Linked DNA regions of Homo sapiens: regions 1, 2, 3, 5 and 6 are each linked to region 4. A link is a contact called in ENCODE Hi-C or POLR2A ChIA-PET data. All regions are on one chromosome and are shown on one strand. The core of a region is the stretch at or near the end of the contact, and the rest is flanking DNA. Distances in the headings are between cores, read along the strand shown.

The links. A loop is a pair of places that touch in the nucleus more often than their neighbours do. ChIA-PET counts read pairs that join two places held with the same protein, here RNA polymerase II (POLR2A). Pooled maps may share reads with other maps.
Region 1: a loop to region 4 is called in a pooled map, with 4 times the contacts of the local background. The contact joins the enhancer-like site here to the promoter of ABCD3 in region 4. A Hi-C loop is called at or near these places in 4 of 37 single-sample maps with no recorded cell type and 9 of 50 pooled maps. POLR2A ChIA-PET finds 5 or more read pairs at or near these places in 2 of 52 experiments (A549 and B cell).
Region 2: a pooled map shows a loop between it and region 4 (2.9-fold over the local background). The contact joins the promoter of BCAR3 here to the promoter of ABCD3 in region 4. A Hi-C loop is called at or near these places in 2 of 37 single-sample maps with no recorded cell type and 6 of 50 pooled maps. POLR2A ChIA-PET finds 5 or more read pairs at or near these places in 2 of 52 experiments (A549 and MCF 10A).
Region 3: a pooled map shows a loop between it and region 4 (8-fold over the local background). The contact joins the enhancer-like site here to the promoter of ABCD3 in region 4. A Hi-C loop is called at or near these places in 1 of 37 single-sample maps with no recorded cell type and 9 of 50 pooled maps. POLR2A ChIA-PET finds 5 or more read pairs at or near these places in 1 of 52 experiments (OCI-LY7).
Region 5: a map of gastrocnemius medialis shows a loop between it and region 4 (6-fold over the local background). The contact joins the promoter of TLCD4 here to the promoter of ABCD3 in region 4. A Hi-C loop is called at or near these places in 2 of 168 maps with a recorded cell type or tissue (gastrocnemius medialis and naive thymus-derived CD4-positive, alpha-beta T cell) and 7 of 50 pooled maps.
Region 6: a loop to region 4 is called in a pooled map, with 3 times the contacts of the local background. The contact joins the enhancer-like site here to the promoter of ABCD3 in region 4. A Hi-C loop is called at or near these places in 10 of 50 pooled maps. POLR2A ChIA-PET finds 5 or more read pairs at or near these places in 2 of 52 experiments (A549 and MCF 10A).

What each region holds. Positions count from the first base shown.
Region 1 is chr1:93,707,842-93,710,541 of GRCh38, reverse strand. It overlaps a transcript of BCAR3 not described here. Among named protein-coding and RNA genes, the nearest start is that of BCAR3, 27 kb to the right of the region's middle. RefSeq lists a silencer at 2,391-2,520 and an enhancer at 2,661-2,700. Within about 2 kb of position 1,406, at least 11 of the 41 ENCODE cell types and tissues checked have a DNase peak (open chromatin) inside an H3K27ac peak, as active enhancers do; they include B cell, where a contact is called at or near this core.
Region 2 is chr1:93,680,518-93,683,217 of GRCh38, reverse strand. BCAR3 (BCAR3 adaptor protein, NSP family member) reads left to right here and starts at 1,381. Exons shown (of 12, transcript NM_003567.4): 1 at 1,381-1,620. RefSeq lists a silencer at 1,359-1,638.
Region 3 is chr1:94,961,719-94,964,418 of GRCh38, reverse strand. It overlaps CNN3-DT (CNN3 divergent transcript), which reads right to left. Exons shown (of 3, transcript NR_168377.1): 3 at 1,149-1,440. Among named protein-coding and RNA genes, the nearest start is that of CNN3, 36 kb to the right of the region's middle. Within about 2 kb of position 1,403, at least 24 of the 41 ENCODE cell types and tissues checked have a DNase peak (open chromatin) inside an H3K27ac peak, as active enhancers do; they include OCI-LY7, where a contact is called at or near this core.
Region 4 is chr1:94,416,989-94,419,688 of GRCh38, reverse strand. ABCD3 (ATP binding cassette subfamily D member 3) reads right to left here and starts at 1,300. Exons shown (of 23, transcript NM_002858.4): 1 at 1,101-1,300. The coding sequence starts at 1,210. RefSeq lists enhancers at 709-848, 1,320-2,111 and a silencer at 1,179-1,558.
Region 5 is chr1:95,116,034-95,118,733 of GRCh38, reverse strand. TLCD4 (TLC domain containing 4) reads right to left here and starts at 1,379. Exons shown (of 7, transcript NM_152487.3): 1 at 1,117-1,379. TLCD4-RWDD3 (TLCD4-RWDD3 readthrough) reads right to left here and starts at 811. Exons shown (of 8, transcript NM_001199691.1): 1 at 643-811. RefSeq lists silencers at 889-938, 1,019-1,298, 1,226-1,372 and a cis regulatory region at 2,627-2,700.
Region 6 is chr1:93,607,259-93,609,958 of GRCh38, reverse strand. The region is part of intron 3 of BCAR3 (BCAR3 adaptor protein, NSP family member); the gene reads left to right. Among named protein-coding and RNA genes, the nearest start is that of BCAR3-AS1, 17 kb to the right of the region's middle. RefSeq lists an enhancer at 1-263. Within about 2 kb of position 1,383, at least 8 of the 41 ENCODE cell types and tissues checked have a DNase peak (open chromatin) inside an H3K27ac peak, as active enhancers do.

The sequences.
Region 1 (2,700 bases), core at 157-2,656, 710 kb after region 4:
TGCATTAGGAGCAACAAGAAATCAAATTATTGAGGGACCAGCATTAGGGGCTTCAAGGAAACCCAGATATCCTGGCTAGGATAAAGTCTCTCCCTGCCAATCCTCCAAATTAGTAACTTTGGGTTTTTAGTTTTCCCTACTCAAAGGTGCCCTTCAAGGTCTCCAAGGGAAGAGGCAAAGGGAGACGTAGCAAACATCCAGCATGGTATGGGTAAGGCTTCTCCAGCTCCAGCCATGCCAGGCAGCCAGGCCCAGCAGAGAGCTGTGCTTCCCTGACTGGTCAGGACTGGTCCCTCCAGCAGGGGCAAAGCCAGAAACAAGGGGTACAGGTCCAGGGAGGGAGCCCACTTCTTGATCAGCCTTTCTTGGTTCCCAGCTTCCCAGCTTCCCACCCCCTATCCACCGGGAGTGAGTTTATACTGTTTTACAGAGACTAGGACACTTGAACTCATATTTCATTCTCTCATGGATTTCGTCCAACTGGCCTAATCTTTTTTCTCTAAGTGACAAAGAATCTAAAGATATGGAATGTTCCCCAAAACAACTTTGCAGAAAAGCAAAATAAACACAGCATCGAACAGGCCCATTCATTTCATGAATTGATTATAGAAAGATAATTTCTATTTTTCTTTTAAAAATATATATTTAAGATAGAGATATGAAAAAATTACATGATGATCCATCAAGGAGATACATTCCACCATGATTATGTTATAGCAGCAAAGCCCTAGTCCTAATATAGGACGGTTGAGTTGATCAGATAAAGACTTTTTTCCCAATCTACAATCCTATAGATTGTAAATACAATTTTTAAAAACTACAACAGTTTTCCATTAAACAGCCTTCCTTTTTCTCTTCCCATCTCTAGTCTAGGAGATATTCCCCTCCCTCCTTCTTGCTGTTCCAAGGACAATCAAGGGGGACTGCCTGCTGAGCATTCACTAATGTCAATCCTAATCTAATGCCAGTAAGACATCCTTATACAGGGTCACCCACACTAAGAGAGAAGGCTCTGTGTCCTGGAGCCCCTGGCCAACACCTGTACAGATCAAGACCCACTTCACTGAAGGGCAAGGGACCAATCTGAAGACAGAGTGTGTTGTCAGAACATCAGTGCTTGCTCAAAACCACTTCCCAATTGGGCAGATTCATTGGTCTCTCTTTCCCTTGAGTGTGCTTTGAACAGACCGCAGGCTGGCTTGGAGGGACAGGAAGAAGAAGAGATGCAGCTGTAAATCAGTGTCACCTCTCCAACTCAGGGTCAGAGGAGGAGAATGTGCCCACCTCCAGGAAGGCCTGCTGTTATCAGATGTGCCTGAGCAGTCATGAGCACGCTGCTCTGCTGCCCTGCAGCCTGTGGACTCCCCCTCGTTCTTCTCTTTTGCAGCCTGGAAACAGATGCCCTTGGGAGGGGAAAAGCTCTGACTTCATCGGGGCTCCCAGGCCCTCCCTTTTCCAAACAGAACAAAGCCTACTTAGCTTATCGCAGCACTTCTCCTTGTGATTTTTTTTTAATTGGCCTCTTCACATGTGCAATCGACTCTCCTGATATGAAAGTTGTGAGCCCTGTTTTTGCAAGCCCGAAGCTTAGAAGCTGATCCCCACGAGCATCAACAGAAATCATCTGAATGCTCTAAGTACTGCCAGTGCTTGCTAAAAAATAAAACAGCCTGCCAACCTCCTCCTGCCTGTGTCCTTGGCACAGCCCTGGCGGGGCAAAGGAGCCCCAAGGACCCCATTGTTCTTTGGAAAGAAAGAAGCAACTCCAGCCAATTCAGGTGTTTGGGGGATTATTGAGATGGTCTTTTTTTGTAGATATGATGTGGTGGTGAATAGGGTAAGTTATATAGGGGACTCTATGGTGGTGACATTTGAAAAGATTGAAGAGTGAACTGAAACCGGTTTCTGTGAGCCCAAAGTTTTATTCAGCCAGTACAGTTCTAGAATTTGCTACTAATATGTTTATTTTCTCCCAAAGATCTTCTCCTTTTCTGAGAGTAATGGGACACTGGGGAGAGAACTTATGGACAAAAATATGGGGACAGAAAAGATTATGACAATTTGTAAAGTGTCCACACTGTTGGTTGGATTAGCTATGTGAGATGATGAGGGAGAAAGAGAGAAAAACAGGCAAAACCAAAAAAGGCCCCTTGGAAACAAAGTTAAGATGGTTTTTGGACTCATCCTACCTCCTGTGGGTTTAGCTTAACATCAGTCCCATCTGCCAGAGGCCGGAGGCAAGGTGCTTAGGGGTTTAATTGTTCTGTGAGACCCTGAAGCAGGATGAGAAGTGGCCTGGTGTCAGAGTAGAGCAGTTGGCCCATTACTGAAGGTCATGGTTCAGAAGTTCTCAACTTACTCTTTTCTCTATTCAGGTTCTATATAAGTGAGCAGTAGAAGGATATGGTTATCTCCTTCCTTTATTGTAGCAGTCTGCGAAGTTCCATTTCCTTCTTGAAACCTCTGACTCAATGGCTAGAGGAACCCTCCCGCACCCCTCCCCTCCTGTCTATGCTGGCAACTTTTGAGCCGCCCCCTCGGCTTACCACCTTGCAAAACCTGTCAGATCCATTGCTTTTACACACTGCTATTTACCTCGTTGTTTATTTTGTGTATGTGGGTCATCTGTTGTTTAGGTTAGATTGAAGTCTGGCTGTGTTGGTGTAGTTAGCTTTTGATTATTTCCAGAAGAAAGATAGT
Region 2 (2,700 bases), core at 132-2,631, 740 kb after region 4:
AGAAATGCCTGTTTGTCCTCTCTTGAGGACAGTTGAAATATTCTGCCTGTTTTTAATTGGATTTTCTGCCTTATTCTGGCTGATCCGTAGGTGTTCTTTATATATCTGTAAACAAACCTTTTTTGGATGTATGTGTTGCAATTATGTTTTCTCACTCTGCGGTTTGCCTTTTCACTCGTGGTGTCTTTTCATGAACAGAAGCTCTTAATTTTAATCTTGTCCAATGATGAGTTTTTTTTCTTTATATTAGTACTACATGTGTTTAAGACATCGTCTTTGTCTACCCCAAGGTAATGAAGATTTTTTTGGACATTTTCTTTGGATCGTGTTATTGGTTTACTTTTTACCTTTAAAATCCATCTGGAGGCCGGGCGCGGTGGCTCACACCTGTAATCCCAGCACTTTGGGAGGCCGAGGTGGGTGGATCACCTGAGGTCAGGAGTTCGAGACCAGCCTGACCAAAATGGTGAACCCGTCTCTACTAAAAATACAAAAATTAGCCGGGCATAGTGGCGTGCGCCTGTAATCCCAGCTACTTGGGAAGCTGAGGCAAGATAATTGCTTGAACCCGGGAGGCGGAGGTTGCAGTGAGCCAAGATCATGCCGTTGCACAACAGCTTGGGCAACAAGACCGAAACTCTGTCTCGAAAAGAAAAATTCCATCTGGAATTGACTGGGGATGGGGGGATTCAGTTGATCCAGCATCATTTACTGGAAAGAGAGAGCTAATCTGACCCCCAATACAGCACAGCAGCACCTGACATAAATCAAGTGACCACATATTGTAAATCTGTTTTTGGACTTTATTCCATTGGTCAGTTTGTCTATCCTTCTACTATTTCTATGACTTTATAATGGATCTTGATATAAGATAGTGTTAAGTCTTTTCCAGTGGGCTCCAATTTTTCACCCCACCAAATCATCTAGTGCTGAAGTGCCACCGCCAACTCGCACTTTGCTTTCAATACGTCCATACGAGTGCAATTGATTTGCCTGTTCCCGTGGATGGTTCATTTGTGGTTACCTGGGGCTTTGTCTCATCAAAGCCCTTCACATTGAAAGCCAGCCAGGTGTCTGCAGACGAGCAAAGCAGATCTGTTGGGTAATTAAATAACGCGGGGAAGGGGAAGGAGTGGATTCGACGAGGCTGTCTCTGGAGAGAGCTTCAGAAAGGAAGTGATCGAGCTATACTTGAGGACTGGCTCCTTGGGGAGATACGAAGAGAGCCAAACTCTAAAATCCGGGCAGAGGAGGGCCTGGCTAGGTCACCGAATGTAAATGTCTCGGGGGGTTCCGCAAGGCAGCGCGAATCGGCTCGCCGGGGTGGGGCCGCGGAGCCGCAAATCACCAGTTGAGGGCCGGAGTGCGCGCCGCCGGCTCAGAGCTGCGCCTGCTGCTGGCCGGGCGGGGGACGGGGCCGGGACCGGAGCCGGAGCTGCGGGGCGCACCGGCTAGACGCGCGCGGGATTCTCGGCGGGCACGCCCCGCGGACCATGAGCGTCCCCAGCTCCGGGAGCAGCCGCGGCGCGGGCGGTGCGAGGCCGGCCGCGCGGCGCCTTTGAGCCCCAGCCGGAGGTCCAGAGATCCTGAGAGCCCGAGCGCCCAGCGCCGCGCCGGGAGGTGAGTCTCCGCCGCGCGCCCAGCGTCCTCGGGGTGCTGTTCCTCCCGGGGCGCCTGGGCCTCCCCCACCCCGGTGAGGACACGCTAGGAAGTTTGTTGGACAAAGTTAGGCTCTGGGGAAAGTAGAGCCGGCGTTTGTTGGTCCCTACCCACCCCCGCCAGCGGATTTGGCGTTGGGGGCGGGGGTGACTGAAGTGGGGCTGGGGCTTGCGCTCTCCAGGCCCTCCGAGCGCGCTGGGACTCCCCGAGACGTGGCCCACGGCGGGGAGCGCTCAGCGATTGGCGGCCAGGCATCTTGCTCGGTGGCACTCGAGCGGCATCTTCCCGGGCGCTGGCCTCGCCCGACCCCCTGCCCGTCGGAGCTGCTCTGCCGGCCACCCCGCCCTGTCCCGCCCGTCCCCTCTTCGCAGAAGCCGGCCGGGGTCGGGCAGATGCGAGGGCCCAGAGCGCTCTGGTGGAAGCCCAAGGCTCCGAGGAGGCGAGTTTCTCCGGTAATCTCTTGGGAAGTTTGCAAAGAAAGCGAAGGAGCCTGCCCTGTAACTGTTGACAACATCTCCCTCCCTCTCTCCCTTTGTTGAGAAAGAATGAATAGTTGGTTGTGTTGCTCCCTCTGCGTCGCGGTGGGGAGAGGCGAGGGAAGGCAAAGGAAGGGAGGGACGGTGGGAAGGAGGTTCCGATAGATCGTACAGCCCAACTGTCCTTACCCACTTAGGCCGCTGAGGGCGCCGCCGCTTTAAAACGGTGTAATCAGGTGTAGACACTCGTCGAGGAGGAGGTTGAGCGGACTCCGAAGCATCTGGCAAGGCGGCGTGTTCCGTGGGGCGGCGGGTCGGGTCATGGTTGGGGTTAACTCGCTTGAAGCAAGGTGCAAAGGAGAAAAACCATTTTCCTAACCTCATATCTGTTTTCGCTTAAAGCTGTTAGCTGAGATGGAAAGTAGAGCCGTGCATTCAGATTGTTTTAAACCTTGACTTTATCTCCCAAGGCTACACAGACCTCCCCAAGGAAAGTACGCTGGCCGAGGGAAGGTCATTTTGGGAGCTGATAGCCTCCCTTGTGTTGCCTGGGACTGAGTTGAGA
Region 3 (2,700 bases), core at 154-2,653, 540 kb before region 4:
ACACTTAGCTTATCAATGGAATTCAAAAGAAAAGAAAAATGACATAATTTTATTTTTGGGGAAACTCAGTCTTATTTCCTTTCTTGTGTGATTCTCCAAGGAAAAATGGAGACCAGAAATTTGGTTAAAATATAACTTATAACTGGAATAAATTTTGGCATCTTTGGGGCCAACCCACAACTCAGAGGGAAGCCCACTCTGGAGGCTAAGAAACTCCCAGGGTTAATTGCAGCTAGTAAACATGGATGGCAGGGCTTAAATCCCTGCCTCCATTCTCGTATTTATCCTCCCATTACCCACGGTGATTGCATTCCTGCAGTCAAGGGCATAAGTCATCCAATTTTACTTCCCATTGGTTTTCTATAGCTCCCATTGGGCTGTCCCATCGGAAGTCATTTGTTATGAGACAGAGTCTTGCTCTGTCACCTAGGCTGGAGTGCCTAGGCGTAATCACCGCTCACTGCGGCCTCTGCCTCCAGGGCTCCAAGGCTAAAAACTTTTCTAAATGTTATTTTTGGCTGGGCGCAGTGGCTCACGCCTGTAATCCCAGCACTTTGGGAGGCCGAGGCAGGTGGATCACCTGAGGTCAGGAGTTCGAGACCAGCTTGGCCAACATGGTGAAACCCTGTCTTTACTAAAAATACAAAAATTAGCTGGGCGTGGTGGCGCATGCCGGTAATCACAGCTACTCGGGAGGCTGAGGCAGGAGAATTGCTTGAACCTGGGAGGCGGAGGTTTCAGTGAGCCTAGATCGCACCATTGCACTCCAGCCTGGTGACAGAGCAAGACTCCATCTCAAATAAATAAATAAAATAAAATAAATGTTATTTTCCATACTTCAGGTATGTTTTGTTCTACTCTTAAGGGGAAAAAAACAACCTATGTAAACTAAAATTCAGTAACCCAGTAATTCATCAAGTTTCTCTGTTATCTTAGAGGCACTATAGCAGAATGGTTTAATACCTGGACCCTGGGGTCAGGCTGCCTGGGTTCAAATTCTGTCTTGCTTTTTACCTGGGCAGGCCACTGCACTTCACTGTGCCTCAGTTGTTTCATTTGTAAGGTTAGGATTATAGTTGTAACATCTTTATAGGGTTGTTTTGAAGATGAAATGAGTTAATAGATGTAAAGCACATAGTAACACTCAGTAAACACTCAATAAAAAGCTTTATTAACCTTAATATGTTTCTTCATAGCCCTTGTAAAACCCTAGCCACTCTTTTGCAATAAAGCATTTTCAAAAAGTACCATCGATCCGGGGTTATCTCTGTGTTCTTTTCCTGGAGGATCCTGAGTGCGGGCTGTGTCGACATCACGTCATTAATGTCTTCTGCTCCCTGCACTGTGGTCAAAGGCTTTTCAACGTAGCCTTGGATCCCCTGGGTTTGCTGCAGTTCAGTGCACCTCAAAGCACGATAACAGGAACTGAAATGGCAGAAACTGAAAGCAAAATAAAATTCAGCCAGGAAACACTTAGCTGTTTTTCCCTTTGCTCTGCATGGGGAAAAAAAAAAAAAAAGAGGAGGAGATAAATCGAAAACCTGTAAAATCCAGCATGTACTTCAGGGTTGTTTTAATTTTCTAAATATAAGTACAGTCTTCATTCCTCCCTCCAGCAAATATCTATTGAGTGTTTACTGTGGTGTGCCCTGATTCCCCATAGACATCTGGTGGCTATCTATCCTGGATTTTCTAGAACAATCCTAACTTTAAATGTCTTTGGTGTCTTTTCATGAAAATACATTTAAAAGGCAGTGGAAAAAAGCCTTTCTCAGGCCCCATGGCCAGAGTTTTGTTCCATATTTACTTTCAGCTGTGTTTCTGTTTTCCCCAAGGTCAGGAGCCGCCCAGTAAAAAAAAAAAAAAAAAAAAAAAAAAAAAATCTCCAAGTCCTGAAGGTACTGCAGGAGCCAGGATAGGGAAATTACTAGATGGTATTCTCTGTTTCTCCTCTGGAGAAAGAGTTTTAAGGGTTAAAATTTTCATCTATAACCGTGGTTGTTTCTTTGGGGCTGGCAATACTGAAAACTAACTTTTTGTATTATACATTCTTATAATGTTTGGTTTTTTTACACTTTTTAATGAGATGTATTACTGCGATAAGCAGAAAAGAAAATAAAAGTTTTTTAAACTACTGACTTACTTCCACAAATAAAATAGACATTCTCTTTTTTAGCAACCCAATAACAAGGGGTAGTGAAAAATGATATGCTCCCTGAAGACAGGGACCGTCTGCTTTTCTCATCTTAGCATTCCCACAGAGGAGCACTGAATAAATATCCATCAAAGGAATGAACAAAGGCCTCCTTCATATTCCTTAAATCATCTTTACTTTCCGGAAAGGAACATGGTAGCTCACCTTAACCATGCCAAAAAACATATACTTTATATAAGTCCAGATTTACACACAAAGGATTATTTACTTGATGAAGGGATTTACCAGATTCCTTTCTACAGCAAAATCTCCTCAGTCGATTTAAAGTGTGACTTGATTTGCTTCATTTTTCTTATGAGATAGTGGAATAAATGAGAACTTCGGTAAACCAAGAGCCGGGAGTGTGAACCCTGCCTTAGCCTCTAGAGTAGCTGAGATCACAGGCGTGCGCCACCACGCCCAGCTAATTTTTTTTTTTTAACCTCTGACCTGTCGTGTGTCCTTGGGCAGGTTTTTTTGTTTGCTTATTTTTTTCACCTCCCTGT
Region 4 (2,700 bases), core at 51-2,550:
TCTATTTGTGTTTTAGCCCAAATTTTACTACTAATTAGATATTGTAGGCAAATCAAACACGGGAGGCAACAGTACCTGCTCAGAGGAATGAATGAAATAAAATTCATGAAAGTAGTATGTCAAGATTTAATACGAAATATTCAATGACTGGCAAGAACGCTTGGGAAGTAGCCTTTTCTCTTTCACTTGTCCAGCAAATAAAAATTGCATGTATGTGACATACATACCTGTATGTCGCAACCGTAATTCAGCTCTCTCTTTTTTACTTTTTCTGAACTGATAACCTCCCAAAGTTAAATCTAAGCACTGAAATTCTCCCGCGGTGGAAGCAGTGGCGTGTCATTAAAAAGGAGCTTGATCCTCACCTAAACCACACTCTCATCTTTCACCTACAGAGCCCAGGAAGGAAAACATTTCCCTCTAAGTCCGACAGAACCGATCCAGCCTTTCCGGATGAAATGCCACCGACCAAATGTTCACCGACCAAAGGGTTCACCGACTCCAAGGGCTCACCACTTTAGACGGCAATCCTGCCAAGTGGACCGGGAATAGTTTCATAGAAGCCACCCTCGCGACTTTCAATAGCAGTTAGTCGGGAATCGAGCCAAACCTCGTCCAAGTGACTTAGACACCAGCCTCCAGCCTGGCGAATCCAATCCCCATCCTCAATCACACATCCACGTCCCCAAAACAAATCCTTCACGGTCTGAAGATGAGATGGCAAAACCAGAACACACCCAGAAAGTTGACACAGAAGGGGGTGATGTAGGGAAGGGGGTGGGGGACACACCGCATCCCCCTCCCACCCCCAACTGGAGGCCGCTGCCTGAGTGCTGGCTGGGCGCCGGTTCGCCCGCGGGCACAGAAGAATTCGCACTCCCGGGGTGGAGCGAGGTCGCCGGACAGGCCAGCTGGGACCGACGCCGTCGTGGCGGGGACTCGCGGACACCCTGACATTGAAGTCCCACGGCAGTCGCGGTCGGCCCTCTCTCCGCCCGACCCCGTCGGGCAAAGAGACCTGTCGGCCGGGTGGGGAGAGAGAGCGCGCGGGGAGCGCCCGCTCCAGCCCGGGAAAGCTGCACGGCTACGGGCCTTCTTACCCGTGCAGGCCGAGGGCGCGGCGCCGCTTGTGGAGCAGGCAGAGCAGCAGGAACGCGGCACCAGCCAGCGAGGAGTTTCGCGCCGTCAAGTACTTGCTGAAGGCCGCCATGGCACTGCCGGTACCAGCGAGCCGGCGAGGGGACGCGGCGGCGGCGGCGGCGGCGGCTACCTTACTGCACGCAGCGCGGGGGAGACTGGGAGGAGAGCAGAGGGCGGGGCCGGCCGCGCAGGACCGCCCCCTGGCTCGCGCCGCCGCGCCGCCCGCGCTCTGGAGCCCACTTTGTACTTTGGCCCGGCGGGAGCGCGCTCGGCAGCCTCCGTGGGCGGAACAGTTCCCGGGACGCGCTCTGCGCACGCGCGGACTCCTTCAGGGTCTCCGGAAACGCGGCGCGGAGGAGCTGTTGCTACTCAGCCCTGCGAGGCGTCAGTGCTGCCCCTGCCTCACCCCTACCCTCCCACTCTTCGCGCGCACACCCCGGCTTTCACAATAACTGGATGAGCGGGCCTGGCCTGCAGCGACGACCTAGTGGGCCCTGCCTCTCCACTCCCGCGGTGATGTACCGTTACCACCCTCTTAAAGGAGCCCAGGAAGGAGGCGGACGGCCCCGTCACAGAGCGTGTAGGGAAAACACAGCACAGTGATTATCAGGACGAAACCAAACAATCGGAACTCCGCAGAGGTGTAGGGAGATGTGAGGAGAATGACACAGATCAAAGAGCTTTTTCCAAGCCAGTATTTTCCAAACCGCGGGTTATAATCTCTAGCGCATTGTGAAATTGGTTTGGTAGATCGGGATCATCACCCTCCGTTTTTAATAAAATTGAGAATAGAACAAAATAGAAAAGTTTCACAGTACATCACGTAGTAAAGGAGTTGTTTAGAGAAATTTCGATTTCAGTGTTTTGCACGTATGTATCGCCAGCGGCGATGTAAAATGTATGCAGATCTGGTCAGAAAAAAGTTTGAGAAACACTGTTCTTTGCAAAGGGACATTCAGAAGTAACAATCGTGCGTTGTATTAATGCTGGCCTCACTCCCAGAATCAGAAGGGCTTTGCAGATTACAACATTCTTCTCCTGTCTGACCCTATGTTGCAGGAATTGTTATCGCCAGCATTGAGCCTAGCATATATACAGTAACAGTGAATCGCTGTTTTCAGCTGAGGAAACTGGAGAAAAGCAAGTGTGTCAGAAAATAAGCTCATAAAACCTCGCATAATGCACATACATATTAAAGTAGCCTACAAAGTAGTGGTGCTGTGCCCTAGGTGTTTTCTCAATATAAATGAGCTGTTGCCTAATACAGGTTATGAGGATCACAAAGACGAGGTACAATAATGGCATGCGTATAGAGGTGCTCAACAGTGAATTCTAAATTATGCAGAACTGAAGCTCCTACTAATTCACTATTTGTCATGTGGACATTTTCATTACCTGGAGGGACAAAAGGTTTTGGCCCTCTGAAAGTTAACTGAAAACCGCTGACATAAGGCAGATTAATAGAAGAAAAAATTAATAGGAGAAAAGGCATACAAATTTAATGTGTATACATGGGAGCGTTCAGAATGGAGACCCAAAGATACTTGGAAAATTGTCCAT
Region 5 (2,700 bases), core at 130-2,629, 700 kb before region 4:
GATTCTCTAACTTATTACCTTAATCGGCTACACAAAGATGAAGCTACATTTCAATCGACACCATGCGCTGGCACGGGAGTAACTCACTTAAAACACCACAATCCAAGGTCAATTTTTCTCAACTCCATTTATGACTGCGTAAAGATTTTATTAAATCTTTTTTCCTATTTCACACATCAATTCCTAGGGTCCACACAAACTCTTCCATCTTCTCCAAACTGGTATTTGGATTAAACATTATCCAAGATCAGTCTTTAAAGTAAATTTCATAATTTCATATAAAAGTGTGCACCACATTAACACTCAAATGTGTGTACAATTAAAAATATACAGACCAGCAACAGCGACTCTTAAATGAATTTAGACTCAAAGTGTTTTCACAGAGGTTTTTCTGCCGTCTTGGAGGGGTAGGAAACTGCTGGCATTACGAATCCCATTTCATGGCTGGGTAAACCGAGGCACTTAGGGGTTACAGAGGTAAAGATGGAAATAGAAACCAATTTCTCCCTCCGACTCTACGCCTGGTCCCTTCCCACTAGACTTTTCAGCACTCAGTGGCTAAAAATGGGACCCACTTGAGAACTGCAAGGGTAAATAAGAGCTACTTGTTTCAGAAGGTGGCGGCGGGGGAGGGGGACTTACCCACTTGATGCGCCCGATTGTGTGTGGGCTCTAACAAGAAAGCTCTCCCTGGATGCCCAAAGGTTTGCACCCACCCGCTTTAAGCTCAGACCCGAGAGGCACCGCCAGGCAGACAGGGCAGCCGGAATCGTGCAGCCCGAGAAACGCGAGAGGAATGCGGGGCGCCCGGGCGGCGCGGGGGCCGCGGGCCCCGGGACACCATTTGCTCCCGGAGCGACGCCGTGGCCCGCCGGGCGGGGACGATGCTGAGCCTTCCGCACACACCTGCCGGAGCCCGCCCGGGAGCCCCGGGCCGCCTCCCGCGCGCCGGACGCCCACCCAGCCTCCAGGCGCAGGAGCTCTCGGCCGCGCTAGGCCAGGGGCGGGAAGCCGCGGCACCCCTCTCCGCGGGCTGCGCTTGGCGGCTGGCGCGGGGGAGCCGCGGGGCGAGGCAAGCCCGCCTTCCTCCCCAACCCCCCCTCCAAACGGCGTCACCTGTGCCGGGTCCCGGGGCGAGTCGCGCGCGGGCGGCGGCTGCGCCGAGCCGGGAGAGGGCGGCGGGTGTCTACAGGAGTCTGCTCATCCGGGCCGGCCCGAGGGCTGGCGCTGGCCAGTGCCGCCCGGTGAGATGCTCACGGGAGCCAGGGAAGCCGCGGGTTCCGGGCCGCTTGGAGGTGCAGTCGCGGAGGCTCCAGCTACCGCGGCGGCCGTCGCGCCCGCCCGGACTGCGGGCTCGGGTTACCGCAGAGCTGCTCCTTAAAGGGGCCGCGGCCGCTCGGGCTCCGGCTCCCGCTCCGGGCGGCTCCGACCCTGGCCAAAGTGGGCGGGGCCCCGAGGCGGGCCGCCGAGCAGACCTTCTTGCCCTGGAACTTGGGTCCCGGAAAGAGCCCAAAAACCCTAACACCCGAAGTCGCAGCGGAGAGATCCTGGAAGCTCACACCTTGCCAAGGGCAGAGGGTGCAATTCCCGGGTTTTCCAAAGCAAGTCACAAAACTTGCCAGCGGGGGAACTGTGTGAGCCCGCCCCCGCAGCGGTCAGTACCTGGGCTAGCCACGTAACAAAAAATCTTCTTAAATTATGAATTTACATTCTGCCTTAAATGCTCAAATACTGGGGACTTCATGGTTAGATCATCAGAAAAGAGATGAAAAGGCAACTGCTGGTTTTTCTTGCCACGTCTGACACGGCCACACTCGAGTCCCGCCAGTTCTTCTTTGGGGCTGCAGGTGCATACCAAACTGGTAGGGGGCGCGTGTAGAAGAAGCGTGTTCTCTCCAGCACCACCTCCAGAATTCCTGAAAAACACCCTCATGGGTGCACCAGCACTACACCTACACCCGGAACCCCTCTGTTGTCGGGGTGTGGAAGTTGGATTTGAATATTTGGTGCTGGCTGAGAATTCCAAGTTGCCTAGTAGATAAAGTTTGACATTAAATAGATGTTCTGACCTGTTATATACAGCCCCAAAAGCCTCCAAGTGATCTGCATCAACCAGAGATAATTGTCTGAAACAAAACAAAATAACAAAGAGGTATACTCATGCATTATAATTCGCAGAGAGCAATCACAAGGCCTTTTCTTGAAAAGAGGTAAGTTCTAAATAAATAATTTGTAAACACTATCATTGATAACAGGATATTTATTTCTAAGAAATGTCAATAGAGCTAACATATTTGATCTACTATATACATGCGCAGAAAGACACACATATCTGCCGCAGATTTAGACCAGAAAATATATACACAAAAGCTCATATAAGCTGTCCATGTTTATTTTCAAGAGAGGGCAATAGAATTTAAATCAGAACCTGGAATTCTGTCAGTTTATTAGAGTTGTGTGCCTTTAGCTAACTGAACCTCACTGAGGCTCAATTTCTTCATCTTTAAAATGGTAATAATAATTCATAGTGACTCTGAAGACCTGGACTGATGTGGAAAAGACAAAATCTATACCACAGAACAGGGAGGGACAGAAACCTGCCCTGCAGTCAAGCAGAGAGAAAGATCTTTCAGGCCCCCAAATGCGTGTTCCCCTTTTTCTCCCCAAGACTCTCAGGATGTACCAGGGCTCCAGTGCTCT
Region 6 (2,700 bases), core at 134-2,633, 810 kb after region 4:
GTGGCTCCCTGGAGGCACATGCCTGGCATAGATGGGGCAGGAGTGGCGAGGATCAGGGATGGCCTCCTGCAGGGAGGCAGAGCCTTTGCTGAGTCTGGTGAATTAGTCGAAGTTATCCAGAGAAGGAGGAGAATTGGCCTTCTTCGTGGAGAGAGGAGCACGCACAAAGTGTAGAGACGTGGAGTACCCCGGTGTGGGCAGGCAGGGAGGCATCAGCCTGGAAGGGGAGCACAGGGAGTGGCCGCTGGCAGGCCCGCCCCCAGGTCCCTGGTGAGCTAGAGGAGGAACTTGGTAAAAAGCACAATGGGTCACATTTCTGGGGCTGGCACTGGAAACAAACCCCTACCTCTTCTGGCCCCTTGTGTCTCTGACTGTTAGTAACTTATTTATTTAGGTATTTTTGTGGACAGGGGACAAAGGAGCTGAAACTTGTCACTTTGTCAATGTTTGCGCCTGAGGAAGGTCAGGGGTGCCTGTGTCAGAGGAACCTAAGAGACGGGAATTACCTTGCAAGGGCGGAAAAGCCACCTTTCTGAAAGAGCGCAGATAGAGAGGTTGGGGTGTGGTGCCTGTGGATAGATGGAATCAGTAAGTCTCAGCTAACCAGGCCTTAAGTCTAGTGGCCATGGTCTTGTCAATGAGCAGCCACAGAAGGCAGGGATGTTAGACATGTGCTTTCCTAGACTTATATTCGACTGTCTTTGCAGCCAGGAAGTGCTATGTAGTATTGTTTCTTTTTTGTTTTCCTTTAAAGTCATTTCCCCTACCCTGAAAAAAATATCTGGAGCCTCTTGGAATCCATATTACAGCCTGAGGAGTCACATCTGCCCATCCTAGAGTGCCAGGCCCCTGGAACTTGGTTTCATGTGAAACTGTCTTTCTGTGGCGGTGCGTGTGTGTGGTGCAGCAGAGGCCCTGCTCATCTTCCCTGTGGCTGGTCATTTGGTCTGTCTGTTACGGTGACAGCTTGGGGACTGGTGACACATCCCAGCATTGACGATGGCCTGAGTTGCCTTTGTCAGTGGGGCAGATGCACCATCAGCACGAGCTGCGCAAGGTGGAAGAAGCCTTGCAGGAAATGTCTTTCCAAGTAACTCAGCCCCTCCTCGTGGCAGCTGCTAGTTGCTCACTTATCTCTCCAGCCCTCCAAAAAGAAAGGACAGTGTAGCTTTTTGAAAGAGGCTTAAATGCATTCCATTGGCATCTGGTTGGGTGGGATCTGGTTTCAATATCAGGGGAAAGACATGCTTGACAGAGCCTGTGTCCCAGGACCCGGTTCCCTAGCAGACCCTGGAGCTGGGATCCTGGCCAAGAACTTGTTTTTGTTGGAGAGACCTAAGTGGGAAGCAGAGACGGGATTGGGATCTTGGGAAAATTCTGTTAGTGGATTCAGCACCTCCAGGACTGCAGAGGGATGGGCCATGCTAAACACTGGGGAGGACGCTGGAGGCTTGGTGTGCTCCGACCACAAAGGTCTCCCCGCACAGCCTGCGCGAGAGGTCAGCAGTGCACGGGGGACCCAGGCCTGTTGCTGGGTTTAAAGATGTTGTCAGTGATAGCTTGGGGGCCTTTTAGCTGATGGGTATCTTGGGTATCCCCAGGAACAGCAGAGGAGACTCAGCCTGTCCTGGTTGGGAAGGAAAGGAGAGCCTCAGGAGGTTGGACACCATCTCTGGCCTCAGCTGTATTTCCAGTGTGTGTCCACAGTGCCAGGAGCTACTGTTGAAATCTGGCTCTGGCCATGAGAATCTTATGGCCTATTTTTCTGTCTAGCTCATGAAAGTGCTATGTTTCATGTCTTTTAGTTCTTGTGGAGAAGAACTCTCCCCAGTGTCTACTCTAGATATGTGTGTGCTTTTACAAAAATAGTTATGTAGAAAGGACTGATGAGTAAAATCTGGATTCTCAGTAAGATGAGATTTGAGGAACTATCCATCCAGCCTCTGACTCAGAAGCCATTGATTCATCGCCCTTCCCCAGCCTACCCCTAGCATGTGCACTGAGGGCCTACTAGGAGGGGGAAGACAGAGGTGAACATTCCGCCCGAAGGAGCTCTGCTGTGTCTGGTGGGCGGATGGAGATACAAGCAGCTTACGCTGTGCTTTGTGGTGGGTGCAAAGGCAGGAAGGATGCACAGCCTATTGTGAGATCCAGGGAGAGGTCTTTAACCCAGCCCTGGATCAGGGGACTTCCTGAAGGAGATAACACTGTAGGAGCCATAGGGACAAAAGGCACAGGAGAGGGAAAGAGCTTCCTATACGGGAGCTTGAGGCTGAAGCTGAGGAGTGGAAGGAGATGAGCCCATAGAGGTGGTTGGGGAACAGAGCATGCTGGGCCTTTTTTTTTTTAAGGGCAGTGGGGACCCAGCAAGTGGCTTGGATGCGGAGTGAGTGAGAGCTTGGGCGTTGGACTCTATGTGTGGGATGAGTTTGAGGAGCAGCAGCAGCATCCCCCTAACTCATGCCTGTGTCCTCCCTGGGCCCCTGAAGCCTCCCATCTGTCCTGCTTGTCCTAGTTCAGCTCACCCTAATTTTCCTCCCTCCACCTTCTCTTCAGGCCTTGTCCTTCTAACTCTCATAACGAGATCGTGTTTCCTCTTAGCTTAGAAACATGCTGTGGTCTTTCCCATGTTAAAAACCCTCCTCGTTTCCATGCTCATTCCTGGTCCCCATCTTCCTCCACCCCGAAGCTGGTTAACAG